Linked DNA regions of Homo sapiens: region 2 is linked to region 1. The links are chromatin loops, found by intact Hi-C in ENCODE. Cell type or tissue: heart right ventricle. All regions are shown on one strand. Links, peaks and the distances in the headings refer to the core of each region. The heading gives the core; the rest is flanking DNA.

Region 1 (15,464 bases), core at 4,255-12,254:
CCCATCTGTTAAGGGGGGATAATGTGCTTAGGGGTGACCTACCTCCCTGGGATGCTGTGAGGCTTAGTGAGCTAATGCCATTGCTATTAACTTTAACTGAACACAACTGGGCAGAACTAGCAGGAGACCAAGTATTATGTGGCACAGAATAAACTCTACAACTATAAAATGGATGCATCATGAGACCTTGGGTGTCATCTTCTGTGTTGCCCTTGGCACAGAGGAAGCCAGTTTGCCAATCAAGGACCTCTAGGGTTTCCTCTCTCGACTGGCTCAAGTGGTTGAGGTCTTGAGGATGAGAATGCCATCTGCAGGACTCCTGTGCCTGTCGTGCTGAAAGGAGAGAAGCCAGACATGTTGACAGGCATAGCTGCAGCTGCCCAGTATCCGCAGATGAGGAGGGTCATGCTCCTGTGAGGAGGGGGCCCGTGCCACAGAGATACCACCCAACTTTGCCCACATGGCCTGGCAGTCGGTTTTACTTGGGCTTATCGATGAGCTATGGGAAGGTCATTTGATATTCACATTCTTGTGGCCGCAATGTTGGGAATGTGGCCTTTTATCTTTAAAAATAGCTGTGTGCTGGGAGGCCCGGGAGCAGTGTCCTGGGATGGAGGGGAGCTGCCAGCAGGGGGAAGAGGTGTGGATTTCTTTCCGAGGAAGAGTCCCTTCAGCTCTGTGCCACTGGTGAGTTGGTGTTTGCTCATTCTGTAACGTGTGCTGCTTTCTCTAGACTGTTCTTGGAAAGGGGGCTGTTTTGGTTCTTCTCAATTGTGATACCTTCTCCATATCTTAAAAAAAACCTGTTTCCACGGTATATTTGTTCTTGAGCACTTATCCTTTATGAAACCTGTTTGATTAAGATTCTTTCAGTGTTCATAATCGCAATTTATTTATTATGGGTTCTTCTCAAATTTAACTGGTAATTATTTCTCACATTTGTTTTGTGTTTTCAAAAGGCAGCATCCTTAATCATTTTATATATAAATAAGATAATCATTAAATACTTTTGGAACTAACTTGCCAACAGGTTTTCAAAATTGGGGGATCATAGGATGTGAGACCCCAGGCTAGAGACTTTCACGTTGAATAAATCCCTGTTTCAGATGGTGCAATGATGTCCTGAGAGGATAATGAGCAATCTTTGGTTACACAGCTAACTAGTGACAGAATCAGGACTTGGATCCAGGTCCCCTAACTTCCTTGTCCATGCCTCTCTGGTCAGCTCTGTGGAATTTAGCCTCTGAATTACAAGTGAGTGAGAAGGGGAAAAAAATCACTACCTAATTTAACTTTTCCGTATGTCTTAATTAAAATGAATCTTCTAGTTTTAGAAATGCCTATGCCATATACCACAGCTGATCCCTTGACCTTGACTTGCTTGATTCCTTTGATGGTCTGCATTGAGGATTCTTCAAGTATGGTCCCCACCTGTATTCTCCGAGAGCCTGTGAGAAATACGAACTCTCAGCCCCGCCCCAGACCTAGGGAAACTCTGCGGGTGGGGCCCAGCAACCTGTGTTTTAACAAGTCCTCCAGGTGATCTGATAGGCAGTGAAGTTACAGAACCATTGCCTGCCATGGCTTAAGTCATCCTCTCCATGTGTTTGACACCCAGGGCAGTGACTCACTTTGTTTCTTTTTCTTTTATGGATTCTGAGTTTTCTTTACCGAAGAGAGAGTTTCTCTGTTGCTGCTGCTAGCTTTGAATAATGATTCCCTTTTTCTGCTTCTCTGCATTACTACTATACACACACACCTAGCAGGAGTGAAAGATAGGTGGGCCAAAAATGAAAGTAAATAGGCTGGGCACGTGGTGGCTGACTCCTGTAATTCCAGCACTTTGGGAGGCCGAGGCGGGTGGATCACCTGGGGTCGGGAGTTGGAGACCAGCCTGACCAACATGGAGAAACCCCAACTCTACTAAAAATACAAAATTAGCCGGGCATGGTGGCGCATGCCTGTAATCCCAGCTACTCGGGAGGCTGAGGCAGGAGAATCGCTTGAACCCGGGAGGCGGAGGTTGTGGTGAGCTGAGATCACGCCATTGCACTCCAGCCTGGGCAACAAGAGCAAAACTCTCTCTCAAAAAAAAAAAAAGAAAAGAAAAAAGAAAGTAAATAGGGGATTTGAACAGAAACAGGTTTGCAGGTAGAAAAAAACGTCTCAACCACTGAGGTATGTTTTCTGCGTTTAAAACTTGCTACTTCTCTAAGCACACTGATAAATTAGACTGTGTCTAACTGTATTATACTGGGTTTTCTATCATTTATTTGTTATTTTATTCATTCATTCTGCAGATTTTTTGTACCTTGTATTTGCATGGCTCATGTTAAGTGCTGGGGGAGACGTATTCGAGTTTATCAGGAGGTAGAGAACATGTTCAAAAATAACTATAATCCAAGCTAGCCAGTGATAAATACAGGAGAATCATCTTTAGTAAAATGGTTGTGGAAGCCTAGAGATGGTAGAAAGCATGTATGAGGGAGGAGGACAGCAGGGAGGACTTCATGAAGACAGCAGCATTTAGACGAAGCTTAAAAGGAGGTGGAATTTGACATTGAGAGTTTGGGCGTGGGTAAATAACATTCTAGGCAAAGGTGCAAAAAGATCAAAGCATGGCGGGAGGCTCAGTGCAATTTGTTAGGATGGGGGTTATGTGAAGATGATTAGAAAGAAATGAGGCCATGTAACTAGGTCAGTGTCAAATGGAGAAGGATCTTCAAATACTCACTTAGGAGTTTGTTCTTTATCCTGAAGGCAATGGGGAGTCATTGAAGGGTTTTGAATAAGGGGGAGGTATGACCAAGCTGTGCTTTCAGTAAAGTTAATCTGCCATCAGCATGTGAAGTAGACTGAAGTATGTGAGAGGGAGACTTTCGTTGTTTTTATTTTGTAACTGCTTTGCAGCAGTTTGTTGATAGATTGAAAAATTGTCTTAATGTTTAATTGGGAGGTAATTGCCTTTCTTCTGGTGATCGTTGGATTTTGAAATAAGCATCCAGGGCATAGTTTATTGTCTGGGGAATGCAGCTGTAACGTTATAATGGGGAATCTGCAGGAAAATAAGAATCACTTATCAGAATGGCTTTATAGGAAACTTCCAGAACTAACTTCTTTCTTCCTTCTTTTCTTTTGAACATTTTCTTTTAAACAAAATGTGTTCATATTCATTTTATCCAGTAATAACCTGGTAATGCTAGATCACATAAAATCTACAAGTATTGAACACCTAAAGGCTATTGAACACCTAAAGGCTCTTTCTTGCCTTTTCCTACTCAGCCTCCAGAGCTGTTTTCCCTCTCACTCAAGGACTTACTTTGTTAAAGTGCCTAAATCAAACTCATTTTGCAAGGATCTGCCTTATTTCAGTGGTGGCTCTAATGGGAATAGTTGTAGGAAACTTGAATGTCATGAATATTTAAATATGTTATGACTTCTAGTATTTGTAGTATAGAGAAGGCTCTGTTACCGTTGTTTTTTTCAGTAGGGCTCTCTTTATAGGGCCTTGGCTTTGGCTAGTTAGCACCATTGATTTTAGTCATTCAATGAGTATTTAGTGAACATCTATTAGGCACTGAAAAATCATGGTGAATCAGACAACCACGGCCCTGCTCAATGTGGAACTTATATTCTAGCAGGGGATATATACAAGTAAATAGTCAAATATAGTCTGAGAGAGGGAAAATACTGGGTACTGTGAAAGCACCGACCCCGAGTAGAGGTCAGAGAAAACTTAACAAGTGGGATATAAACTGAGACCTGAAAACTAATTGGGGGCTGGCACAGTGACTCACTCCTGTAATCTCAGCAATTTGGGAGGCCGAGGCGGGTGGAACACCTGAGGTCAGGAGTTTGAGACCAACTTGGTCAACGTGATGAAACCCCATCTCTACTAAAAATACAAAAGTTAGCCGGGCGTGGTGGTGGGCATCTGTAATCCCAGCTACTCAGGAGGCTGAGGAAGGAGAATCGCTTGAACCTGGGAGGCAGAGGTTGCAGTGATCTGAGATCGTGCCACTGCACTCCAGCCTGGGTGACAGAGCAAGACTCCATCTCAAAACAACAACAACAAAAAACAACAAGCAAACAAACAAAACAATTGGGGTAGGTTAGTTAGCCTAAGCTTGCGGGGAGACAACTGGGGGGAAATGGACTGCTAATGAGTATGAGGTTTCTTTCTTTTTGGAGTGATGAAAATGCTTCAAAATGGATTGTGGTGATGGTTGCACAGCTCCATGAATATACTAAAAACCATTGACTTGTGTACTTTAAATTGGTAAATTGTATGCTATGTGAATCATATCTCAATAAACCTATTTAAAAAGTCAGTTGGAGAAGCCAGCAGCAGGAAGGGTGTACCTGGCAATGAAACAGCACATGCAGAGGCTCCGTGCCATGAACAAAAAAGGAAGAGATCCACTAGGTCTGGAACCTCCTGGGAAGTGGAGAGCAGTAAGACAGAGGAAAGTGAAGAGGCTTGAGAGGGGGAGTGGGGCCTGCACAGGTAGGTCCTTGAAGTCCTGTAAATAATAACAGCAGGTACCACTTACGAAGGGCTTATCAAATGCCTGGTACTGTTGTAAGCTGTTTCCATGCATTACCTCATTAATTCTCACAACAACCTTATGAGGTAGGTACTGTTGTTACTGGCATCTTATAAGTGGGAAAACCAAAGCACAAAACTGTGAAGTAACCTGCCCATAGTCACAGATCTAGCAAGTGGCATGGCTGAGATATGAGCCTGTATTAGTCTGTTTTCACCCTGCTGATAAAGACATACCCGAGACTGGGAAGAAAAAGAGGTTTAATTGGACTTACAGTTCCACAGGCTGGGGAGGCCTCAGAATCATGGCAGGAGGCAAGAACCAAGAGAAAATAAGGAGGAAGCAAAAGTGGAAGCCCCCAATAAACCCATCAGATCTCATGAGACTTATTTACTATCATGAGACTAGCATAGGAAAGACCAGCCCCGTGATTAAATTACCTCCCTCTAGGTCCCTCCCAGAACATGTGGGAATTCTGGGAGATACAATTCAAGTTGAGATTTGAATGGGGACACAGCCAAACCATATCATTCTGCCCTTGGCCCCTCCAAATCTCATATCCTCACATTTCAAAACCAATCATGCCTTCCCAATAGTTCCCCAAAGTCTTAATTCATTTCAACATTAACCCAGAAGTCCACAATCCAAAGTCTCATCTGAGACAAGGCAAGTCCCTTCTGCCTATGAGCCTTTAAAATCAAAAGTAAGCTAGTTACTTCCTAGATACAATGGGGGTACATGTATTGGGTAAACACAGCCATTCCAAATGGGAGAAATTGGCCAAAACAAAGGTGTTACAGGGCCCATGCAAGTCCAAAATCCAGTGGAGCAGTCAAATTTTAAAGCTCCAAAATGATCTCCTTTGACTCCACATCTCACATGCAGGTCAAGCTGATGCAAGAGGTGGGTTCCCGTGGTCTTGGGCAGCTCCGCCCCTGTGGCTTTGCAGGGTACAGCCTCCCTCCCAGCTGCTTTCATGGGCTGGCGTTGAGTGTCTGCGGCTTTTCTAGGCTCCTGGTGCAAGCTGTTGGTGGATCTACCATTCTGGGGTCTGGAGGATGTTGGCCCTCTTCTCACAGCTCCAGTAGGCAGTGCCCCAGTAGGGACTGTGTATGGGGGCTCCCACCCCACATTTCCCTTCCGCACTACCCTAGCAGAAGTTCTCCATGAGGGCCCCACCCCTGCAGCAAACTTTTGCCTGGGCATCCAGGCATTTCCATACATCTTCTGAAATCTAGGCAAAGGTTCCCAAACCTCAATTCTTGACTTCTGTGCACCTGCAGTCTCAACACCACGTGGAAGCTGGCAAGGTTTGGGGTTTCCACCCTCTGAAGCCACAGCCCAAGCTGTACATTGGCCCCTTTCAGCCATGGCTGGAGCAGCTGGGACACAGGGCACCAAGTCCCTAGGCTGCACACAGCAGGGGCACCCTGTGCCTGGCCTATGAAACCACTTTTTCCTCCTGAGCCTCTGTGCCTGTGATGGAAGGTGCTGCCATGAAGGTCTCTGACATGGCCTGGAGACATTTTCCCTATTGTCTTGGGGATTAACATTAGGCTCCTTGCTACTTATGCAGATTTCTGAAGCTGGCTTGAATTTCTCCCAGAAAATGGGTTTTTCTTTTCTATTGCATCATCAGGCAGCAAATTTTCTGAACTTTTATACTCTGTTTCCCTTTTAAAACGGAATGCCTTTGACAGCACCCAAGTCACATTTTGAATGCTTTGCTGCTTAAAAATTTCTTCTGCCAGATAACCTAGATCATCCCTCTCAAGTTCAGAGTTCCACAAATCTCTAGGGCAGGGGCAAAATGCTGCCAGTCTCTTTGCTAAAACATAACAAGAGTCACCTTTGTTCCAGTTCTCGATAAGTTCCTCATCTCCGTCTGAGACCACCTCAGCCTGGACCTTATTGTTTATATTGCTATCAGCATTTCAGTCAAAGCCATTCAACAAGTCTCTAGGAGGTTCCGAACTTTCCCACATTTTCCTGCCTTCTTCTGAGCCCTCCAAACTGTTTCAACCTCTGCCTGTTACCCAGTTCTAAAGTCGCTTCCACATTTTGGGGTATCTTTTCAGCAACACCCCACTCTACTGGTACCAATTTACTGTATTAGTCTGTTTTCATGCTGCTGATAAAGACATACCTGAGACTCGGAAGAAAAAGAGGTTTAATTGGACTTACAGTTCCACATGGCTAGTGAGGCCTCAGAATCACAGTGGGAGGCGAAAGGCACTTCTTACCTGGTGGCGGCAAGAGCAAATGAGGAAGAAGCAAAAGTGGAAACCCCTGATAAACCCATCAGATCTTGTGAGACTTATTCACTATCATGAGAATAGCACAGGAAAGACTAGCCCCTATGATTCAGTTGCCTCTCCCTGGGTCCCTCCCAGAACATGTGGGAATTCTGGGAGATACATTCAAGTTGAGATCTAAACGAGGACCCAGCCAAACCAAACCATATCAGAGCCCAAGAGGTCTGGCTTTAGAATTCACACCATGGGCCCTAAAAAATGATCCTAAAAGTTATGGGGTGACATTATAGAGTTGTATACAGGAAAGTGACAAGGTCAAACTTTCATCTTTGAGAAAGATTACTCTGTGGTGTGTGGAATAGATTGGAAGAGGAGCAAGACTGAAGGCAGGGAGACCGGGTGCTACAATGATCCACGTAAGGAAGAGATCATGGTGGGGCACGGTGACTCATGCCTGTAATCTCAGCACTTTGGGAGGCTGAGGTGGTTGGATCACTCTAAGTCAGGAGTTTGAGACCAGCTTGGCCAACATGGTGAAACTCCATCTCCACTAAAAATATAAAAATGAATCGGAGTGGTGGCGCACACCAGTAATCCAGCTACTCGGGTGGCTGAGGCACAAGAATCGGTTGAAACTGGGAGATGGAGGTTGCGGAGAGGCGAGATCGTGCCACTGCACTCCAGCCTGGGTGACAGAGTGAGACTGTCTAAAAAAAAAAAAAAAAATACAAATCATGGTGGCCTGAATGTGTGTGATGGTGGTGGGGATAGAAAGAAGTGGAAACTTGAGAGATTGTTAAGGAGGTCACATTTACAGGAGTTGGAAAGTGGTTGGATATGGGGGGAGGGTACAAAGACTCTCAGGTGGATGCCTGGGTTCTGGGCTTGGGAAGTGGGGAGAGTAGGGTGTTTAATGGTGCTCATGATGTAGGTGCCACAGGTGTGTCCCAGCATGGGCTGGTGAGTGCCTGCACATGAGAGAATAGATTAGACCTCTGATCTGACCTCTCCACCAGTCAGAATTATGAACTTGGAGGTGGCAGGGGCCTTAGAATCCTTCTAGATCTAGAGATGGAAATGGAGGTATTAGAAGAAGAGACTTGCTGAGAGCCACACAGGGCGCAGTGCCAGGGCAAAACGAGGTGTGCACCTGCTGCTGCTCGAACTGGTGTGTGTTCACCTGTCCTGTTGCCACTCCCTGGAGAACCTTTGCTTCAACCTGTAAAGCTTTGATTCTCTTCTGAGAGATCATCTCTCTAATCCTTAAAAGAGGTATCATTGCTGCACAAACAGTAACAATGGGAATTAAAATAGAAACAAAAAGAATTGGCTGCCTAAACCCAGCATCCATCAGATCAAGCTTGTTTTGTGTTCTCGCCTGTCTGCGCTCCGCATCACTTTTACAGTTGTACCCAGAGCATAGATATGGCTTTATGGCCTGTGGTTTATACTCACATTAAATCCAGAAAAGGCTTTTTCTGGAATGTTACATGGTTTCTGGTTCTCATTTTTTGGAAATTCAAGGAAGAAGACATGCAGTAAGCATGCTTCTGTGGCCAGTTCTGTTTTTCGTTCCTAGAGCTCGTGTCTCGGGGAGCATCTTGCTGCATAGTGTTTTCCTGTTTTCCTTAGGCAGAACTCCCAGCCCTGATCATCTCTATGTACTTTTAAAGTGGGGTGACTCAAACTGGACACTTCTCTACTGAGGTTAGGGACAGAGGGCAGAATGCTTAATTAGGGCTGAATTTCTGAGTTCCTGGGTCCTGCGGTTTTCGGCGATCTCTGAATCGAGTTGGCATTCATTCACAGCTGTTGGTGCCACTCCTACTGGCTGCCACCTCCTAACAGCTGACCCGGCTCCCTGAATTGTTTGCTGTAAACTGGGCAGCCCTACAGGAGGGAGAAGAGGTTTCCGGATAGAATGCTTAATTAGGGCTTAATTAAGACAGCCAGAGTGGCCCGTTGGCCTGAACCCTTGCATAGGGTTCTGATTGGCAGGCGGCATCTGGCATTCTTGGCCGCCTGACAGCAATCAGCCGTTCCTAAGCCCCATGCAGAGATGAGCGAGACACACACTGCCCTGCTGTTGGCAGGAGCTCTTCCTAGACTCCCTATAGCATTTTAGACAGCCCGTTCTTATGGGCCCCACTCTCTGCCTTATATTGGTTAGGAGTTTTCTATGTGGCTTGTCTTCTCTATAACACGATGAACACCCAAAGGGCAAGGGCTGTGTCTGCTTAATCTTGATCTCCTCTACCACACTCAGCACAGATCCCAGAGGAAAGAGGATCTAATGGAACGAATTGCATTTACTTTTGGACCAAATCCCTTAATTTGAGATGGCTGCAGACCTGTAAAGTAGAGTCTAGAGTCCAGGGACTGGAATTGAAAAATGCAGAGTCTAGGGGCCCGCAAACCCATGGCCAGCAACAAGTCTATGAAAAGGGTGAGGACTTTCAGGGAAGGAACCTCAAAGTCAGGACAGAGCCTTGATGTCATAGTCATGGGCAAGAGTTCTGCGAGGCATGTCCTGGGCCCAGCCCTGCAAGCCATTCTTGGTTGCTTGTGCTGTGGTGGTGGTTGTTACTGTTTATTAGTATGATAGGTTTGTAATCCTGCCTTCCTTACCCAGACACAGAAATGTGGAGTCAAATCTCAGCCCACCAGGGTGGCAAGCAGCTTCATATGGGCTAGAACTCTGGGAGTCTAACCTTCTGAAATGAAGAATAACATCATAGCTGCTGTCATTGAGGACTTTCTTTGTGCCATGCATTCTGGTAGAACTTCACATATATTATCTAATTTACTGTGGGGCAGGTGAAGTCAGCCCCATTTCACAGATGACAGTACAGGCTCAGGGAGGCTAAGGGAACTTGTCCAAGGATGCAAGGTTAGCACAAGGTTAGTGAGAGTCGGGGTTGGAACTAGGACATGATAAGGCCTGTGCTGTTGACATGAAAGGTCACTGGGGAAGAACTGTGAGTCCAGTAGTGCACTGTGAAAGCTTGGAAGGAGGAATACCATGACGTGACCACCAAACAAGATCATCTGCCCATGAGAGTGCTTTGAAAACTACAGACCATGGTTCAAAAACCTTGCAACCTTTGCTCACATTGCTAGCAGATCACTTCCTTTCTTTTGCTTTGAATTCTGATTAGGTGTGTATGTGTCTGACTTCCCTGGTGAAATGCAGGCTCCTTGAGGGTGAGAATTGTGCCTGCTTATCTCAGTGTCCCCCACAGCCCCTGTACTTGGCAAATTGTTGATGATCATTGAGTGTTTCTTGAATCTGTGGATATTAGCATTGATTCAGAGAGGAAGAAATGGAAACAGGACCCATGGTGACATTTGTCCAGATGTGTCGTGGCTAAGCCCTTGGCTGGAGATTTGACTCAGAGAATTGGAAAGAAAGGGCAGAACCCTAGAGCTCTCTGGAGATATGTGTGGGAGATCTCAGAGTGAATAAAATTCTGCCTACCCATGACCTCCAGCTTCAAGGCATCGATGCTGATTCTATCTCTTTTCCCCTCTAGTACTTACCACTTTTTTTTTTTTTTTTTTTTTTTTTTTTAGATGGAGTCTCAATCTGTTGCCCAGGCTGGAGTGCAGTGGTGCAATCTCGGCTCACTGCAACCTCCACCTCCCAGGTTCAAGTGATTCTCCTTCCTCAGCCTCCCAAGTAGCTGGGATTACAGGCATGTGCCATCACGTCTGGCTAATTTTTGTATTTTTAGTAGAGATGGGGTTTCACCCTGTTGGCCAAGCTGGTCTCAAACTCCTGATCTCAAGTGATCCACCTACCTCAGCCTCCCAAAGTGCTGGGATTACAGGCACGAGCCACCACACCCGGCGTACTTACCACTTTCTAACAGTCTTAATTTCCTTTTTTGTTCATTGTTTCTTGTCTAGTGAGAACCTGTATTAGAATGTAAGCTCCACAAGAGTAGTGATTTTTGTCTTTTTTGCTCCTAATGACTCCCAAGACCTAGAACAGTGCCAGGCACATAGAGGATACTGAATAAATATCTATAGAATAAATGAAGGAAGTGAAGGTATCGCAAGACCTGGAGTCACTGCAGAGTCAGCTGCACCTCTGCCATCAAAACACTTTCCAGGAACCTAATGTTCTGTGTGAGCCTCCCAAGTCAGGGCAGGGCCCAGAATAGCCCCAGATAGACTGCACTTGGCCTGGGCCCTTAGCTTTTCCAAGTAGGCTACTCAGGCCCTGTGGTCCTCATCAGCCTTTTAGGGCCCAGCACAGGTGCTTCTGGCATGGAGAAGCCTCTAATCTCGGTGCTCCCCTGACCTAGAGGTGATCCCCCTTCTTCTGAGCCCCTCCCCTCCATGCAGCCCTCTCTCATGGTCTTGCCATCTACTGTGTGTTGGAGCTCCTGGTGGGCAGACACTGTGGTTGCATCTTCTTGCTCCCCACAGACATTGGCATAGGGCCAGATGTTTGTTGGGTGACAAACATCTTTTGAGAGAGCAGCAGTCTGCCCAAAACTGATAAGTCTGGTGGCCAGAAGCATTTGGGGAACTGTAGTTTGCTTAAAGAGAGTCAGAAACTTCTGATTTGAAAGGGCTTTGAGGTCATGTTTCTAACCCCATCACTTTTCTTTTTCTCCTTTTATGGCATTTGTTTTTGTAAAACACCTTTATTGAGATATAATTCATATACCATGCAATTTACTCATTCAAAGCATACAATTCAGAAGTTTTGGTATATTCACAGATATGTACTAACATCAGCATAGTCAACTTGAGAACATTTTCATCTCCTCTAAAAGAAGTCTTTTACTCTTTCACTATCACTCCTCCATGCCCTGTTTCCCCAACCCTAAGCAACCGCTAATCTCTTTTCTGTCTCTACAGAGTTCCCTACTGGACTTTCATATGAATGGGATCATAGAATATGTGGTCTTTTGTGACTGGCTCCTTTCAGGAAGCACAGTATTTTCAAATTTTATCCATATGTAACTCTTACCTTTACAGGTAGGAAAACAGACACGGAGGGAAGGGATGTGACTTGGGTCACATGTCCAGTTGGGAGCAGAGCAGGAACCTGATTGCTGGTCTCCTGTCTCCCTGCACAGTGCTCTTTCCCTGCACCAGGGTGGAGACAAGGGGTTCAGCAGCCGCAGCTGACTCAGCAGTGTCATTTGCCATCCATCACTGAGGCTGCTTGAGGGTAAGCAGTAAGACAGACATGGTGATGTGAGGCCTTACAGATCACATCAACACCACCAGTGTTGGCATTGGTGTTCGTTTCAGCCCTTTCCCACACCCTTTCTAGGGATACTGTTTATCTGGTAAAGTGGATGACTTGTGTGACCAACTTCCAGTCTTCTACTAGGAGTGGCCTGGGTCCCCATCCCCTCAGATCCCTAGCAAGAGAAAGGCACAGCCTGGATCCCTATTAGATCTGCCTGTTCCTGTTGCCACCCTGTAGCTCTCGAAGGGCCATGCAGAGACCATCTGTACTGAGCTAGATAAGAGGCTAAGCCCTTTCTAAGAGATGTCTAATCCTGTTAGGCAGATGGGAAATGTGAGGGGCATGACGATGCCCTGAACTAGTGTTCCCGAAGGCTTGTCTTTGTACCACACGACACTCAAGACTATCTTAGTGGATATGTGAATGAGTGCTTTTCGTTTAAATTGCTATATATTTATTTTAATGTGCACCAAGAAAAAAACATATCCAGCATGATCAAACCTGTGGTTGAATGAATACTGTTGTCTAGGATGAAGCTAAAACGAGAGGCACTGTATTATAGAATCTGTTTTACGCAGACCATGTTTTGCAGGTGTGGTGGTCTGGCAGTTTGTTGACATGGCAAAAGTCAGGAGGGCAGTTTGAGGTCAACCATCATTTGGGGAATGCCACCCTGGGGTGATGGGGGTCCAGGGTGCTTTCCCACCTCCTGCATCTCCTTTTCATCTGGTGTGCAAGGCAAGGTGAGATGGCAGAGGATGCAGGCAGCCAGAACTTCTTGACGTGAATGAAAGGCTCAGAGAACCTAGAGAACCAGCTGTGAGCATTGTTTTTTCTCTGGTCCATGATAAACCGCCTTTCAGGTATTCAATGCCCTTTTCTATAATAAAAAGAGGGGAGGGGTTCCTGTTGGAGAGAGAGACTTAAAGGAGGGAAGGGAAGATGGAGGAGGAAGAAGAATGATATGTAGTGCCATCCCAAAATAAGAAATGAAAAGAAACAATTTGGGCTGGGCACAGTGGCTCATGCCTGTAATCCCAGCACTTTGGGAAGCCAAGGCAGGTAGATCACTGGAGGCCAGGAGTTCGAGACCAGCTGGGGCAACATAGCAAGACCCCTGTCTCTACTAAAAATATAAGAAAACTAGCCAGGCGTGGTGGCACGTGCCTGTAATCCCCGCTACCCTGGAGGCTGAGGTGAGAGAATCACTTGAACCCAGGAGGCAGAGGCTTCAGTGAGCCAAGATGGGGCCACTGCACTCCAGCCTGGGAGACAAAGCCAGACTCTGTCTCAAAAAAAAAAAAAAAAAGAAAGAAAGAAAAGAAAAAAGAAAATAAACAATTGGCTTTATCTCAGCTTCTTATGGCCACAGGTGAAATGACGTGTGAGGTTAAAATATCAGGGCCTGTGTTACTGTGAAAGACTTGACTGAGATCCCTGAGTAGGGAAGAGAGGTTTGAAACTCCTTCCTGGGGTCCTGGTTGTAACTGCACTTTGAGGAATAATCATGTGGTCTAATAGATAAGTCCCCCTTCCTTCCTTTCTAAGAATGTCATTTTCCTGATAAAGTGTCATAGCAATCTGAATTCTTTTTAAGAAATTCATGCAGATGTGTGAGCCCATTATCACTCACTAAGCTATGATCACGGTAATGAACCAAGGCAACATCAAATGATTGACATTGGAAATGTAATGTGAACTTCCCTAAAATATCTGCCAATAACTTTTCCTTTGGGCTTAGAAGGTTCCATAGTTATAGCTGCTTATTGTTCTGGGGTTCTCATCTTAGCATAGCATTTCAGACATCTGTAACTTGCCATTATTAATTCAACAAATCTCGATTGAGCTGAAGGCATTCTGCTAGGCTCTGCAAGGATTGTAAAGAAACAGGGTACTTTTCTCCCCTACCCTCAAGGAGTTTACAATCTGAGGGACAGAAAACAAGACCTGAATCCATACGAAGTTAGAAAACACAAGACAAGAGCATAAAGGAGATGATCACAGGCTGTATGGAAGAGCAAGACTACACAGCAGCTCTGTGATTGGGGAACCTGGTGAAACATGGTAGGCGGGTGGCCAGGAACTCGTCCTAAATGTGGTGGGTTTGAGCTAAGTGTTGACAGTTACATAGGATTTGAATAAGTCCTAGAAAGTGGGAGAGATCAGAACAAAGACACAAGAAGGGCTACCTAGGGGCTTTTTTTGAGAGGCAGAGAAGCTTTGGAACAGAGAATTACTTGACAGGAGAAGAATGGGCCTTGGGTTCCCCTTGGCCAGTTTGAGGAAGTTTTTTAACCTCTCCAAGCCTCAATGTCTTGTCTTCCAAATGGAGTTATGGATTCCCACTATGTGGGGTTGTCATGAGGAGTGAATGAAATCTACAGGTGAAAATGTTAGTTTCCCTCCTTCCCCAAATTGATCAAGAGAGCAGTGTTTTGGGGGCAATAGTGGGAGATAGAGTTGGACATCCAGGAAGATGTTGGATTTTAGGGATGGGGATCCCTGGAAGACTTAAGTGACAAGATAATACAATTTTACAATTGGCAGATACTTAGAAAAATGCAATGTTAAGATAAAGGGTTAACCAGAGGCTTGACAACTTGTGCAATTCTAGGATTAATTAAAGGCAAAGCCAGGAAGGAAACCAGGTCTCCTAATATCTAGTTCAGTGCTCTTTTCAGCATTCCCTAGGTTTTATCTGGAGGGAGGTTAGAAATGCAAATTCTTGGGCCCTACCCTAGACCTCCTGAACCAGAAACTCTGTGGCTCAGACATCCATGCTTTAACCAGTCTTCCAGGTGCTTCTAATGCTTATAGGGTTTTACTAAGAAAAAATGGTGGAAAGGTGAGAAAAACAGATTCCTTACAGAGTTGGGGTTATTACTTACTGTCAAGGAAAGGAGGACAGAAGGGTGAAGCTGGGCACCAGAAATAAACATTTTTTCTTTTCTTTTTAAAATTAAGATACAATTCACATACCATCAAATTGACCCTTTAAATTATACGATTAGTGGTTTTTAGAATATTCACAAAATTGTGCAGCTATCACCACTGTCTAATTCTAGGACACTTTTATCACCTTAAAAAGACATCTCTTACCCATTAGCAGTCAGTTCCCATTTCCCTCCCCCACTGCCTTCGCAACCACTAATCAATTTTCTATCTCTATACATTTACCCGTTCTGGTCATTTCATATAAATGGAATCTGACATTTATATGAAATCATGTAGCCTTTTGTATCTGGCTTCTTTCACTTAGCATAATGCTTTCAAGGTTCATCCATGCTGTACCATGCATCAGGACCTCATTCCTTTTTGTGGCAGAAATAGACTTCTTCTACTTCAAACTTTTGCCACACACAAATTTGGTCACACAACTGAGCTCACACTACCTCAGAAAAAGAGATGTTTCTTGGGCATATTTCCGTAGAACTTTATAGTTTTCAAAGC
Region 2 (15,464 bases), core at 3,783-11,782, 52 kb after region 1:
TTATACATTTTCCCCCAGTAGTCTATAACTATTGCCATTCTGAATTTCTTAATATTAGACTTTGAAACTTCAAAGTTGAAACTTGTCCTTTTCTGGTCTTCTCACCATAGAGACCAGCAAAGGCCGGGGGAGTCACAGGGGGTGGGGGCTAAGGCCATTTTAACAAAGGATCCAGGTGACATGGTCCACATCTACAGAGCCCTTATTTTCTACCTGCCCTGCTACTTAATAGAGCACACCTTTAGATAGACTTGAGTGAGAAAGGTGGACTTGTTCAGGAAGGGGCCAGTGGGAGGCCTAATGCATGACTTAGAAAACACCTGTCAGTTGGCAATATTTGAGTCATGTTTGTGAAATTGGATTGAGTCTCTTTAGAAAATTAAGTTTAGATTCTGCTGGGCGCGGTGGCTCACGCCTGTAATCCCAGCATTTGGGGAGGCTGAGGCAGGCAGATCTCGAGGTCAAGAGATCAAGACCGGCCGGGGGCGGTGGCTCACGCCTGTAATCCCAGCACTCTGGGAGGCCGAGGCGGGCAGATCACAAGGTCAGAAGATCGAGACCATCCTGGCTAACATGGCGAAACCCCATCTCTATTAAAAAATACAAAAAATTAGCCGGGCGTGGTGGTGGGCACCTGTATGTAGTCCCAGCTACTTGGGAGGCTGAGGCAGGAGAATGGCGTGAACCCAGGAGGTGGAGCTTGCAGTGAGCCGAGATCGCGCCACTGCACTCGAGCCTGGGCGACAAAGCCAGACTCCATCTCAAAAAAAAAAGAGATCGAGACTATCCTGGCCAACGTGGTGAAACCACATCTCTACTAAAAATACAAAAATTAGCTGGGCATGGTTGTGCGTGCCTGTAATCCCAGCTACTTGGGAGGCTGAGGCAGGAGAATCACTTGAACCCGGGAGGCGGAGGTTGCAGTGAGCCGAGATTGCGCCACTGCGCTTCAGCCTGGCGACAGAGTGAGACTTCGTCTCAAAAAAAAATTAAGTTTCGATTCAACACATGACTCTTCATTTCAAGAGTCATGCACAGTGATGAGTAGTGAGGGTGAGAACCAGCTAGCAGGACAGGGACAGAATAAAGGCACGACAGGTGTGGACAGGGTCACCTGGTTGATTTGTAAAAATGGCCATGACCTCCCATTCACTGCTGTCTATGCTGAGGGGACCAGATAAGAACAACTTTCACCTGAACTGGCTACAGAACTGGCTCAGAGTTTTGGTTGGGGAGTTTAAAGGAACAGGGTTCTAAAAAGGTGTCTCCAGGAAGACTTGGAAGGTTGGGGCACCTCGGGGAATCTTTGGGAGTCTGCATCAGCCACATAAGGCAGAGATAGCAAAACAAGTAAGAGTTCATCCCTGTGACCTGTCTATTCATCCTTTCAAGTGTTTCAAAGATGATAAAATTGGCTGTTAAACTTTTCCCCTTGGAACATGATAAGACTGCCTTAGATACACAATCACTGTATTAAGAAGGATCTGAGATAGTAAACCAACATTTGAAATATGTTTGACTTTGCTCACAGTTAAACAAATACAAAGAAAAAATATTAAAAAGTAAAACTTTATACTTAGCAAATGAGCACAAATAGAGAAAAAATGTAAGCCCTGATGCTGAGAAAGTAATTATAGTCATGCACTACTGATGGCTTTATAAATTGGCTTAAACTTTTTTGAGTGGAAAAAAAACAAAATTTAATGACTGCTATAAAAAATGACCCAGAGATTGCATTCCTGTTAGTCTATACAATAATTTAAATGTGAAAATCCATATATTTAAAGATATCTATAGTATCAACATTTTAAATAGCTCCCAAAATGGAAAAACATGCTCAATTGTCTAGGGCAGAGGAATTGTGAAATCAGTTCTGATATTTCAACTCAATAGAATATTATAAATCCATTAAAATTATGAACATTAAGCCCACCTAAAAATTGTATATGAAATGCATATTGGGTAGAAAATAAACATAGAGTCATGCATATTAAATTATTGCAGCTCTCTAAAAACTATTTACAGATATAGATAAAAATTGGAAAAAGCCTTAGGGAAAAGTAAGTGGTGGTAGTTATGTAATGTTGCTATGAATATATTCTTTGTAAACCTTTTAAATCACAAAGAAAGTACTAAGGAAAAAATTTCCCACTGGGAAACCCCAAAATTAAGATTTGTAAACACTCAGAGCCAGAGAAGTAAGATGGCAGCAGAGTAAGCGGTCTGAAATCCCTCATCCTGATGTAGTGTGAAATGGCACTGGAATATGAACATCTTCCTTTTTCCTCCATAAAAATACTGTGGTTTTTTAAAATAAGTTATAGACCCAGGAGACAGAGGCTGCAGTGAACCGAGACTGTGCCACTGCACTCCAGCCTGAGCAACAGGGTGAGACTCTGTCAAAAAAAAAAAAAGAGAGAGATGATTGTGAGTCTTGCTTAGAAGATACAAACACCTTTATATTTAGAAGATTCAATATTCTCATCTGAAAAAACTGGAAGTTGTTTGTTTGTTTGTTTAAGATGGAGTTTTGCTCCTGTCGCCCTGGCTGGAGTGCAGTGGTGTGATCTCGGCTCACTGCAACCTCCGCCTTCCAGGTTCAAGCAATTCTTCTGTCTCAGCCTCCAGTGTAGCTGGGACTATGGGTGTGTGCCACCACGCCCGGCTAATTTTTGCATTTTTAGTAGAGACAAGGTTTCACCATGTGTAGGCTTTATACCCAAACTCTTTATAGAGATGAGTGCAGGGGGGCAATTCTAGCTCAAATCTTGGGAACTCTAAAATTTCTCTGTGCTTCTGGAGGACACCAGCCCCACGGGCCCTTTGTATTTGCAACCAAACACTCAGAATCACTTCTTTTTTTTTTCTTTTTTTCTTTTATTATTATTATACTTTAAGTTTTAGGGTACATGTGCACAATGTGCAGGTTAGTTACATATGTATACATGTGCCATGCTGGTGTGCTGCACCTATTAACTCGTCATTTAGCATTAGGTATATTCTTACGAGAGCTGGGAGATTCTCCAAAACCCTCTCCTGCTCCATCCCAGGAGTTCTAGCTGGCATGGGGCCACCCAACACAGACCAGTCCTGTGCCTTTTCCCCAAATAGCCCTACGAGAGTGGCAGAGTCCCTTAGGGGACCTCATGCATCTAGGGTGATAATTGGGGTGAATGTAGTGGAGAGCATCCCTCTGCCCTTTGGTGATATTTCATTACAGGGAATGCAGCAATAAAATGAGGGTAGGAGAGGCTTCCCTACCCTCTCCATCCCACCCCAATCCTACAAGGTAGAGTCTAAGAATCTCTGAAAGGCCCATGTTGAACAGTGTGCATGCTGGTCATCTGGCTTGCCAAATTGCCTCCCATAAGGGTACAGCCAGCAGTAAAACGTGAGCTGATGGTCATGAGACATTGCACAGGCTCGCGCAGTGCTATCAGTACGCTCGTAGAAGGGCTCACTCTTCTCCACCGTTTGTCGTATCTAACAGTCCTCATGGGTATCCCTTGACAAAGCATGCCTGTGCATTGAAGAAATTCCCAAGTGCCAAGAAAGAACCCCTGACATGGTGAGGAGGTTAGGGAGGATCCTACTCTCCAAACCAGGCAGGTCCAGACAGCCAAGGATTTGTCATACCCAGGGGCAGGAAAGCTGTGACTGGGATACAACAGGCCAGGCATGGTGGCTCACGCCTATAATCCTAGTATTTTGGGAGGCCAAGTCAGGCGGATCACTTGAGGCCAGGGGTTCGAGACCAGCTGGCCAACATGGTGAAACCCTGTCTCTACTAAAAATACAAAAATTAGGCTGGGCACAGTGGCTTAGGCCTGTAATCCCAGCACTTTGGGAGGCTGAGGCGGGTGGATCACCTGAGGTCAGGAGTTCAAGACCAGCCTGGCCAACATGGTGAAACCCCATCTCTACTAAAAAAAAAATACAAAAATTAGCTGGGCATGGTGGTGTGTGCCTGTAGTCTCAGCTACTCGGGAGGCTGAGACAGGAGAATTTGCTTGAACCCAGGAGGTGGAAGTTGCAGTGAGCCAAGATTGCACCACTGCACTCCAGCCTGGGTGACAGAGTGAGACTCTGTCAAAAAAAATAAAAAAAATAAAAAAAAATAAAAGCCAGTCGTGGTGGCAGGTGCCTGTAATCCCAGCTATTTGGCAGGCTGAGGTGGGAGAGTCGCTTGAACCTGGGAGTCAGAGGTTGAGTGAGCCGAGATCGTACCACTGTTCTCCAGCCTGGGTGACAGAGAGAGACCCTGTCTCCAGAAGGAATAAAAAAAGACAGGGATACAACAATACTCTTGTGTTTTCCAGGGTAATTCTCTGCTGTGTATGCCCAACGTGCTCAAGCTATACTTGGAGAATGGACAGACCAAAGCTTTCAAGTTTGAGGCAAACACAACCGTGAAGGTATTAAGAATAAACTTGAACTTCTTTTCCCAAGAAGAATGTTCTGGCTGCTAGGACCCCCCAGGCATCTTGCCCTGCATCTGCCTTGGTGGTCTCACAAACACCGTGGTCTGAGCCCCTGTAATAATAAGCCAGGTGCCATGTTATCTCATTTCGTTGCACGACCACCCAGAAAGATGGTCTTTTTACCACCATCGTAACTGGGTGGGGGTTAAGGGGTGGGAATCGGGACTTAGAGAGATGAAGTGACTTGCCCAAAGGTCAGATTAGAACTCCTAAGCCTTCACCCATAACCACCAGGCTTCCCTGCCATTTGTCTGTGACTCTACCTGCTACGCCAAACACTACGAAAACCCAGGTGAGATGTCAGGAAAGGCCCAGGCGCTGCCTATTCTGTTCTTGGTTAAAGTCAATTGAACTTATACTTCACAAGTTTCCCCATATGAGATGATCTGAGAGGGGTTACTGAGCTTAGTCAGGGGTGGTCTCGATCTTCAGGAGCTTGCAGTCTAGTTGAGGGACGGTGGACGTTCAGGGAATGCTTGATTGTCCAAGGCAGGATGAAATAAGGGCCAAGTGCAAGGGGAAGAGTACCATCTCTTCCAGCCTGTCCAGACTTCAGACAAGGCATGGGAAAGAAGCTGGACCTGCGCTGAGCTTTGGAGGATAACTAAGATTTCAACAAGGGCCAGTAGGGACAGGGCAGTTGAGGGTAGGGTACATATCAATCAGAGAGTCACGTGAACTAATGCAGAGAGCCAGAAAAATGGCAATTGCCCAGGAAATAGCAAACCATCCAGCAGGACTGGGGCACAGGCTGTTTTCTTGTGGAAGGAGTGGCTGTGGAGGGCCTCAAATGCCAGGCAACAATAGAGCTTGAGTTTTATCCATAGATAATATCGTATGGTGCTAGCAGTTCTTGAACAAGGGAGTAAATAGTGTTAGAGTGAGGCCGCAGTGAAGAAGCAAAGTTGTTCAAACAGTAAAAACCATGTAAGAGGAAACATTGAGCCCAGCTCTTCTGGTACAAGGGGAGAGCAGGTTCAGGAGGGCCAATGCAGCTATAGGGGACAAACAGTAGCCAAGACACACATGCACACACACATCTGCACAGTACATTCACACACATGCATATGCATGCACACATATGTACAATGTACATACACCTGTACGCACACATCCAGTGCTTCTCTCTGGCACCTTCATTTGGCAATTCCTACAGCTGCTCCAAATGCTCTATTCTATTTCTTCCTAAATGTGAGTTAGAAGAAGCTGGAGAAGGGCTTTCTGAACCTGGGGAACTCCAAGCCCAGAGGAGGAAGCAATGGAGGAATAGACTTTAAGTGTTTACTACATGCCAGGCACGCTTCCTGGGCACTTTCTTGTATACGATCTCATTTAATGCCCTAGCAACCTTGTGAAGTAACTAGTGTTATCCCCACTTTGCAGAAGAGAAAACAGGCCCAAGAGGCCCAAAAGCTGTCAAGATCAGCTAGCTCATAACTGGCTTTGAACTTGGTCTGTTTTTGAATCCTGTGCTGGAATCTTGTCACTCTGCCATTCTGCAGAAAAGGGAAGCTTTGCAAATGGATTAGACAAGAGTTCTACTTTCATCATCTTTGCTCAAAGTGGATTGGAATAGAAGGGTTGATTTTTTTTAAAGCAAGTCCCCCTTTGGTGGCCAAAAGGACTTTGAGGTAGTTTACAATAAAGGCCCACATTACAGGGGAATTAAACTTAAGATGACAGAGAGAGTTGGGGAAATGAACAAGGACTTAGCCAGTATAATACTGGTTAATCTTATTTATCTGTAATAGCCAAATTTTTTAAAGCAAAGTCTTTAGCTGTTTACGACACAGAGAAAGGTGGACATAAATAAATCTTATGAGTGAAAAAAGGAAAAATTACTGTCCACTCATCAGTGACTTCTCTTCCCCTTTCCCTCACTAAGGGAAGAAAAGTTCTTGTATTAGAAAACCCTCTTTCTCTAAACCAAGAAAAAGAATATGTCATTTGACCCAGTAAACATTTATTGACACTTTTTGTGTGCCAGGCATTTCTATATCACCAACAACTTGGCAATAAATTACCCAGGGGCCGGGTGCAGTGGCTCATGCCTGTAATCCCAGCAGTTTAGGAGGCCGAAGTGGGTGGATCAACTGAGGTCAGGAGTTTGAGACCAGCCTGGCCAACATGGTAAAACCCTGTCTCTACTAATAATACAAAAATTAGCCAGGCATGGTGGTGCAAGCCTGTAGTCCCAGCTACTTGGGAGGCTGAGGCAGGAGAATTGCTTGAACCTGGGAGGCAGAGGTTGCAGTGAGCCGAGACCATGCCACTGCACTCCAGCCTGGGCGATGAGAGCGAAACTCCATCTCAAAAAAATAAATATAAATAAATAAATAAATAAATTACCCAGGGTTATACTCTTAGGAAGCCTGAAGTCTTGGGGTGGGGCTAGGGTGAGGAGATGAGATCTGGGGACAACTCACAATGAAACGAGGTACCGGTGTGCTTAAGACCATGAAAGCGGGACAGAAGCCGTGTGGTACAGGCTCAGGGGAGAGCAAGCTTCCAGCTGGGTGCCAAATAAAGGCCTCTGGGGGAGTGGAGTGGTAGCATGTATGGTGGACTTAGAAAGATAGATTGGCTTTTGACTGGAGTGGGCCAAGAGTGATGTGTGAAGGCAACATCCGGGCACGGCGAACAACACCAACAAAGATCCAGAAATGGGCAAGTTTGACAAGTGTGTGGGGCTTGTGGGCAGAGTGCATTGGGATAAGCAGCAGAAGATAAAGTGGGAGAAGTGGGTTGGCACCTGATACCTTGAGAGTCTTGAATATTAAGCTAAGGAGTTTGGATTTTGGCCAGTGAGCCATCAAGAGCCACTGAACGTTCTTGAGCAAGGGAGAGCATGCCCAGTACAAGGCTTAGACAAATTCCTCTAGATCAAGAGTCAGCAAACCTTCTGTAAAGGGCCACATAGTGAGTATTTTAGGTTTTGCAGGCCACAGGGTCTCTGTCATAGTTATTCAACTCTGCCATTGTAGCAAATGCGCATGGCTATATTCCCATAAAACCTTAATTACAAAAACAGGCAGTGGGCTGGATTTGCTCCACAGGCTACAGTTTGCCAACCTTTGCTCTATGTGCAAGTTGGAGAACAGATGGGTGGCAGGAGGGTTCACAGGACATCCCTCTACAAAGCCAAGAAATGCATGAGCCCAAGCTGAGGTAGACATGGGAGAATGGAGAAGAAGGGACAGAGTCAAGAGACAGGCTTTCCATTGGGGCCAGCACAATGCCAGGCACACAGGCAGCACTCAGTTAATGGTGTGGAGCTGCAGAAGCAAATGGACCCTTCAGGACTAGTCACTGGGTAGTTATGGGGGGTGATGAACAAGTGGAGAGAGGGCTCCGAATCAGGAGTCATGAGGAGGGAGGAAATGGACCCTTCAGGACTAGTCACTGGGTAGTTATGGGGGGTGATGAACAAGTGGAGAGAGGGCTCCGAATCAGGAGTCATGAGGAGGGAGGAGCACCTGATGGTGCGAGACTTACTGCGTTTGAGGTTCTGGCAGGACATTTATGATTTCTGTTTACTCACCAAGTGAAAGTTTGTGTGCATCTATTATGTGCCAAGCACTGGATATACTGCATAACAGAGCACAGCACAGGCAAGGCCCACATCCTCAGAGAGTTTAACATCTAGTGGGGTGAAAGACAATAAGCAAGAAAACAGAGATTAGCAGTTGGCATGCATTGAATACTTACCATCTGCCAGGTGCTGTTCTAAGTGCCTTCTATGGGGAAATCAATTCAATGTACACAACAACTCTATGAGATAGGTGTTAATATTATTCCCATTCTACAGATGAAAACACTGAGGCATAGAGAGAAGAAGCAATTACAGCTAGGAATTGGGAATGGAGGTCTAGAACCCATTCCCTTAACTTTACCATGGCTGTTAATTGAAGAAAATAATATTAAATAATGGTGAGGGAAATAAACAGGACACTGGGACAGAGAGTAACAGGGATGATTATGTATGCTGGCCAGAGAAAGCCTCTCTAAGAGGTGACATTTGGACTGAAACTCGAAGGAAGAGAAAGAAACAGACCTGGAAAGAGTAATGGGGAAAGTATACTGGGCAGAGGGAACAGCATGTGCGAATGCTTCGAGGCAGCAAAGACCTCACAGAGGGCTGCTCTAGTGAGCAAGAAGAGTGTGGCGTGGCAACCAGGATGCCTCAGCGCAGCATTCACAACCATTCCGTCCTGTCAGCCACTCTCAGAATTACGCATTATTGTCCTCTATTTGGAGAGGAAGTGACTGGGGTTCAAAAGTGTCCCTCAGTTGTGGCTGGACGTGGTGGCTCATTCCTGTAATCCCAGCACTTTGGGAGGCTGAGACTGGCAGATCACCTGAGGTCGGGAGTTCGAGACCAGTATGACCAACATGGTGAAACTCCATCTCTACTAAAAATACAAAAATTAGCTGGGCGTGGTGGCGCACACCTGTAATCCCAGCTACTTGGGAGGCTGAGACATGAGAATTGCTTGAACCCAGGTGGCGGCGGTTGCAGTGAGCTGAGATCACAGCATTGCACTCCAGCCTGGGCGACAGAGCGAGATTCCGTCTCAAAAAAAAAAAAAAAAAGTTTCACTCAGTTGCATAGTGAGTGGGTGGTGGGATTCTGTCTAGTAAGCAGTCAAAGATACAGACTGGGAGCCTGGCCAACGTGGCAAAACCCCGTCTGTACTAAAAATACAAAAAAACTAGCTGTGTGTGGTGGCAAACGCCTATAATTCCAGCTCTTTTGGAGGCCAAGGCAGGCAGATCACTTGAGGTCAGGAGTTCAAGACCAGCCTGGCCAACATTCCAAAACCCCATCTCTACTAAAAATACAAAAATTAGCCAGGCATGGTGGCATGTGCCTATAATCCCAGCTACTCGAGAGGCTGAAGCAGGAGAATTGCTTGAACCCAGGAGGCAAGGGTTGTAGTGAGCCAAGATCACGCCACTGCACTCCAGCCTGGGTGACAGCCTGGGAGACCCTCTCAAAAAAAAAAAAAAAAAAAAAAAAAAAGATAGAGACTGGGAACTCTAGAGAGAGAATAAGTCTAGGGACATAGGAGAGAGGCAGAAACCTCCACTGGATGGCTTCAGCCTTCCAAGTAAAGCAAGACAGGGTGGCTGTATGGATGGTGATGGAGCTTGAGGAGAGGGGAGCTGTGGCTGCAGGGCCGTAAGGGGCCTGATGAGTGGGACCAGACTCTGGCGTAAGTCAGCAGTGGGCATGTCAGTGCAGGCTTTTCTCTCCCTAGCTGCACTGAGGAATGGCAGGAAGGCCAGGGAAGTCCTTCCTGTTTCTTGCGTAACTCCTGCACCTCTCTGTGCCTGCTAGGACATCATCCTCACCGTGAAGGAGAAGCTGTCCATCCGAAGTATCGAGTACTTTGCACTGGCCCTGGAAGAGCAGTACAGCATCTCCCGGCTGCACCTGCTGCACGAAGAGGAACTCATCCAGCAGGTAGGGAGGACTGACCGCCTGTTCCTGGGAGGCATGGGCTGGGCTGGCTGCATACCTCAGCCAGAACCTCTGGGGACAGGGCTCAGCACATCTGCAGGTTTGATGCACTTTCTCTTGCCCCAGAAGGCACAGAGCTCACTCAGCCTGGGGGTTATGGGACAAGAATCAGCCTGATTTTCATCTGCTAGTATGAGGTAGGCAGGACACAGATTTAAGGTCCCCATTTTGCAGATGTGGAGACAAAGGCTTAGAGAGGTAAGGTGACTTTCTCAAGGTAACACAGCTGATAGAACCCTGATCTTTTGCTTCTAGCTCTGATGATCTTCCCTTGCACCTGCTGCCTTTGAGCCATTAGGGAAGCATTTGTTGCTGTGTCTAAGCCCTTCTTGTGGGACTTACCCCCGATATGGTTCCTGATGGCAGAATAGGGTAAACACAGCCAAACGGTCTATATCACTCAATCTCCCAACCATTCAATAATATGTTGTACCAACTTTTTAAAGCTAAACACAGGTTAGTTCAACAAATCTTTGTGAGTCTGTTACAAAGATGAGGAGGATTTTAACAGTTGGAAATGAGTAATACATAACCTCATAAAAGCCACCCTGAACATTCCTCTTTGCAGATGAATTCTTACCCAATGCACTCACCGATTAGAAGGTTTACTGCTTGCAGACTTTTTAATTACTTCTATTCCATTTGCATTGGGAAAGAAAATCACATTAAATCCCTAAGATAGTTTAAGTGAAATAAAGTAAGTTGTAGAATGGTATGTATACTATATTATTATTTGTGGAAGATAAAAGAATAGACTTATACTGAAGCATGAATATACATAAACTGTCTCTGGAAGGGGCACACAAGAAACTGAAAACAGGAGTTTCCTCTGGAAAGGGAAACTGGAAGATAGGTGAGTGGGAAATGCTGCCCTTTTGAACCTTTTACATTTTGTACCCAGGAAAAAGAAAGTCAAATTAGGAGTAAAGGTCTATGGCTGTCTTGGGAAGCACTAGAATTGAAATCTCTGGGAACTGTCTTTCACTGTCTGTGTTTTATAGAGTGGTTTTGTGGAATGACTGCAAGGACAAAGGCAGTTAGGAGATTAATAGTATCTCCCTTACCCATCGCAGGTGGTAGAAAGGGAGGAGTCACATGACTACCGCTGCCTCTTCAGGGTCTGTTTTGTTCCCAAGGACCCCCTGGACCTCCTGAAAGAAGACCCCGTGGCCTTTGAATACCTCTATCTGCAGGTGACTGGGTCTGTGCTTCCTAAAATAACAGTGGTTGTTCTCAAAGATGGTGCACTGGGTGATTTTGAACGTGAGCTCGAGGCCATTAAACAACTCCCTGGTAGGGATTCTCTTTATCTGAAGGAGAATGGGCCTGATCATCGCTCAGAATTCCCTTTTCCATCACTGAGTTGCTGTTTTAGCAGGTGTGCGATATCAGAATGAAATTCAGGCTCAGTCCTCAATGTAGATGATACATTTTCTAATACCATTTTAGGATCTTTAGAATTACAGTTTTTATTGCCAAAAGGGGCCTTAGTGCTTTAAAACCTCGTTTTAGAATGATGACACTGAGTCTTGGAAAGGTCGTGTGATTTGCCTGGGTCACTCACTTAGTGGCAGAGCCAAAACCTGGTTCTTGATCCGTGGCCTGGTGCTCCCCCTATTCTACCTCCTTAGATGAGAGTTATGATGCCATTTTTATTCTGATGAAAAATAATCATTTGGAGCCGGGTGCGGTAGCTCACGCCTGTAATGTCAGCATTTTAGGAGGCCGAGGCAGGTGGACCACTTGAGGTCAGGAGTTTGAGAACAGCTTGGCCAACATGGTGAAACCCCGTCTCTACCAAAAATACAAAAAATTAGCCAGCCGTGGTGGCACACACCTACAGTTCCAGCTGCTTGAGAGGCTGTGGCAGGAGAATCACTTGAACCTTGGAGGTGGTGTTTGCATTGAGCCAAGATCATGCCACTGCACTCCAGCCTGGGTGACAGAGCGGGATTCTGTCTCCAGAAAAGAAAAAAAAAAAGAAAAAGAATCATTTGGCAGATATCACCATTTTACAGATGAGATAACTCAGACTAGGTGGATTGGACTGCCCCAAGTCTTACAGAAATGGTGGCAGAAAATAATAATAATAGCAATAACAACGCCATCAATACTTTATATTTGTATAACACTGTGTGCCTTATACCTGCTTTCATATGCATTATCTAATTTAAGTCTCACAGAAACCACATAAGGTAGATTTTACTATCCTCATTTACCAGACACCAAATGCTTGGAGAGTCTTGGTAACTTAACCAAGGTCACACAGCCAAGAACTGTCAGAGCCAGCTCTCAAAGCGGAGCTCCTGGTCCTGCTGCCTTTCACCCGAGAGAACGAGGGGACACAGTATGTCTGCTTTTGTTTCCCATCTGCTCTATTTAATCTCTTCTAGAGCTGCAGCGATGTGCTCCAGGAGCGCTTTGCTGTAGAAATGAAATGTAGCTCTGCACTCCGACTCGCGGCTCTGCACATCCAGGAACGGATCTACGCCTGTGCCCAGCCACAGAAGATCTCTTTAAAGTATATAGAGTGAGTGGCAGGGGATGGCAGCTGCATTGCATTTATAACTTGCTGGCCCCTGGCCAGGAGGGCCAGATGCCACAGAAAGCTGATAGTCACCCACCTACCCATCTGTCTGTTGTCTTTCCATCCATTTCCCTCTGCACCCTCTCTAATCTGACCTGGCTCCCCCAGATGTCTGAACCTGGCTGCTCTCTCTGGGACAGAAGCCAACTCCAGATGGAATGTCACAGGATTCCCTTGTAAATTGCCTGTTCCTGGGAAGATGTCTTGGGAAATCAGTTGCCAGCATCAGTGTTAAGCTTTTCTAGGGGTGGGAATGCCTTGGAAGTTAATTTTTCCCGTGGATATGAACCAGTTCCTATTGCATTATGTCTCCACTAGAGCAGTTTCAAGTCCTACGATTCCAGCACCTTCTGATTCTTAGCTTAGAATTGTTCTGGACAGCATCACTCAGGTTTGCTAAGCCCCTCCCCAGATCTCAGCTCTGTCCTGCCTGAGCATCAGAATCAGATGGGGAATCATATTTTTAAAAATACAGCATATCCTTGGCCCTACCCCTGATGTACTAAGTCCAATCTCTCGCAGCAGGGCCTGAGAATCTGTAGTTTTAGCAATTTTCTGGGGGATTTTGAAGCTGCTAGGCTGGCACCATGCTGAAGCTTAGCCTAGGGGATTCACAGGAGCTCTGCGTTGCCCCATGAGAGTGTCTTGTACTCTCTTGTATGCTGTCATTATTTGCCATGTATTTTGTAGTGAAAAAGATTCAGAACTCCTGCTCTGACTGATAGATGGTCACACCACACCAAGAGTAATGAGCTCCCAGAATGATCAATGGGGTTTAGTTCCTGAATGCCTGTGGGGATTTTTGTGGAGAGTGTGTGTATGTGTGTGTGAGAAAGAAAAAGAGAGGAGGAGAAAGTGGCTCGTAATTGCTGTATTATGGGAACACTAAGTACTGAATCAAATGTAATTATGCTCTTCATTAGAGCCAAGTACCCTGTAGAAATGGGCCTCCTTGTCTCCAATGTCTCATGGCAGGAAAGACTGGGGAATAGAGAACTTTATATCTCCAACTTTACTCCGAAACATGAAAGGCAAAGACATCAAGAAAGCCATTAGCTTCCACATGAAGAGGAACCAGAATTTGCTGGAACCCCGACAGAAGGTAATGAAGGTGCCTCTGCCGACCCACTCAGCTGTCGTCTGTGAAACCTTAGGAAAAACATTTTCAACACTGCCTGGATTTTAGACCAATGAATAACTCTGACTTCAAGTGTTTTTTTTTCTCTATTAAGCAACTTATTTCTGCTGCCCAGCTACGTTTAAATTATCTACAGATCCTCGGAGAACTCAAGACATATGGTGGAAGAATCTTTAATGCTACTTTAATGGTATGTATTAGAGAACTGTGAAATCCTACTCACGTAAGGGACCTTAGAGATCCTCTGAAAATCAATGTGTCTTTTAGCCTAAAATTCCTGAGGACTCTGTCATGTACTAGAATTTGTCTGGTAAACTAAATAGTACACCACTGGAAAATATTTACCACGCGTTTGCTTGGTGCTACCCCTGTGATAGATGCTAGGGGAAGCAGGGCTGAATAAGATGTGATTTCCGTCCTTGAAGGATGAAACAAGCTACCCAACAAAATGAAGCAAAGCCATGAGACAGGTTCAGGCCTATTGCTGTGGAGTTTGGAGACAGAAGGTAGCACTGCTTGCTTCAGGGTAAGTATAGGGAGGAGAAGGGGTTAAGGAAAGAGGCAAGAGGAAGCCTGAATTTGGCCAGACTTCAGTAGAGAGGAAAAGGCATTCTGGGTCAGAAGGGGATGGTAAGCAGTTCACTCTGGAGCTTTGGGTATATGAAGGTGAAGAGGAAAATTGGAAATCATGAAAGAAAAATAAGAGTGTTTGACTGCCAAGCTGAGTCTCTGATTGTTCAGAAGGGAGGAATGAGGGGTGGGCCTGAGAAGAGAAACGAGAAGCAGAAAAGCCCTCTGCTCTCTTCCCATTCTCCTGCCTGCTTCTTTTTGGAGCCTAGGCCTAGAGCTTGTGCCTTTCAGCAGTCAGTGTCTCGGGGGTATGGTTTCAGAGAGCTTTCCTCCAGCACTGTCAGCCCCAGGACTCTGCAGCACAAAACCAATTTACAATTAGAGTGGGGTTTTAAAAAAATATTAACCAAAATCCTTTCAAAAGATTTGGTATGCATCTCAGTCATTTACAGTGATGGGCCAATGTAATCAGACTGCTAACCTAACAATGTAGATGGAAGAAGAGAATCAGTGTTTTGAAAGAAAGGAAGAGCATCAGATAGTTAGGGGAAGGGGAAACACAGATGGATTCTTCGTTTAAGTAGAAGACCCAAAAGGTGGGAAAGAGACTAGATCACAGAAAGGAAAGTTTTGAAGGTACAAGAAAAACTTCCCAATTTTTCTAAGGGCTAATTCTACCCTCTCCCAGCTGTCCAGTTCCAGTCCCCAGTCTCCCTTTACCTTTCTTGTCTAAGGAAAGAACTGGTAGTGGGAGAAGCAACCAGCTACATGGAACAGGTTCAGGGTGCTTGCTGGGCACTGCGGGTTACAAATAGAGATAAATGCAGACTCTGTTGTCAAGAAACTTAATGTGGAAAATGAGACTTAATACAAATAATTAAAATAAGAAGTCATAAGTGTTCAGTGCTAGTAGAGAAGTAAGAGGAAGTGGTACAGAACAACAGAGAGGAAAGGGAGATTTCTGGCTTAAGGAGGCTGAGATCAGGCAGATGCTTTCCATAGGCAGTAGGTTTTGATGTAAGCTTTTAAAGAAGGATCAGGATTTAAATGGGAAATGATGGCAGGGAAGGGATTCAAAGAGCAGGAAGATAGGTACATAGGTGTGAAAATACAGATGTGTTTATGGCTGTGGCTCAGGGCTATATTGGAAAGAGTTTTGGGGAA

What was found. Peaks named below come from ENCODE experiments on the same cell type or tissue, not always from the same donor. Only the 100,000 strongest peaks of a DNase experiment are listed, where the experiment ranks them.
Region 2: a loop joins it to region 1, with 7 times the contacts of the local background. A loop is called at or near these places in 4 of 110 quality-filtered maps.

Annotation. Positions count from the first base shown.
Region 1 is chr9:37,667,907-37,683,370 of GRCh38, forward strand. The region is part of intron 1 of FRMPD1 (FERM and PDZ domain containing 1); the gene reads left to right. Among named protein-coding and RNA genes, the nearest start is that of FRMPD1, 25 kb to the left of the region's middle. In heart right ventricle, for the core only: no CTCF peak of the experiment used is centred there; a DNase peak (open chromatin) is centred at 8,795; H3K27ac peaks cover 859 bases.
Region 2 is chr9:37,719,906-37,735,369 of GRCh38, forward strand. FRMPD1 (FERM and PDZ domain containing 1) reads left to right here. Exons shown (of 16, transcript NM_014907.3): 7 at 4,320-4,415; 8 at 9,823-9,948; 9 at 11,079-11,198; 10 at 12,399-12,535; 11 at 13,568-13,694; 12 at 13,825-13,920. Among named protein-coding and RNA genes, the nearest start is that of TRMT10B, 26 kb to the right of the region's middle. In heart right ventricle, for the core only: no CTCF peak of the experiment used is centred there; no DNase peak of the experiment used is centred there; H3K27me3 peaks cover 1,188 bases.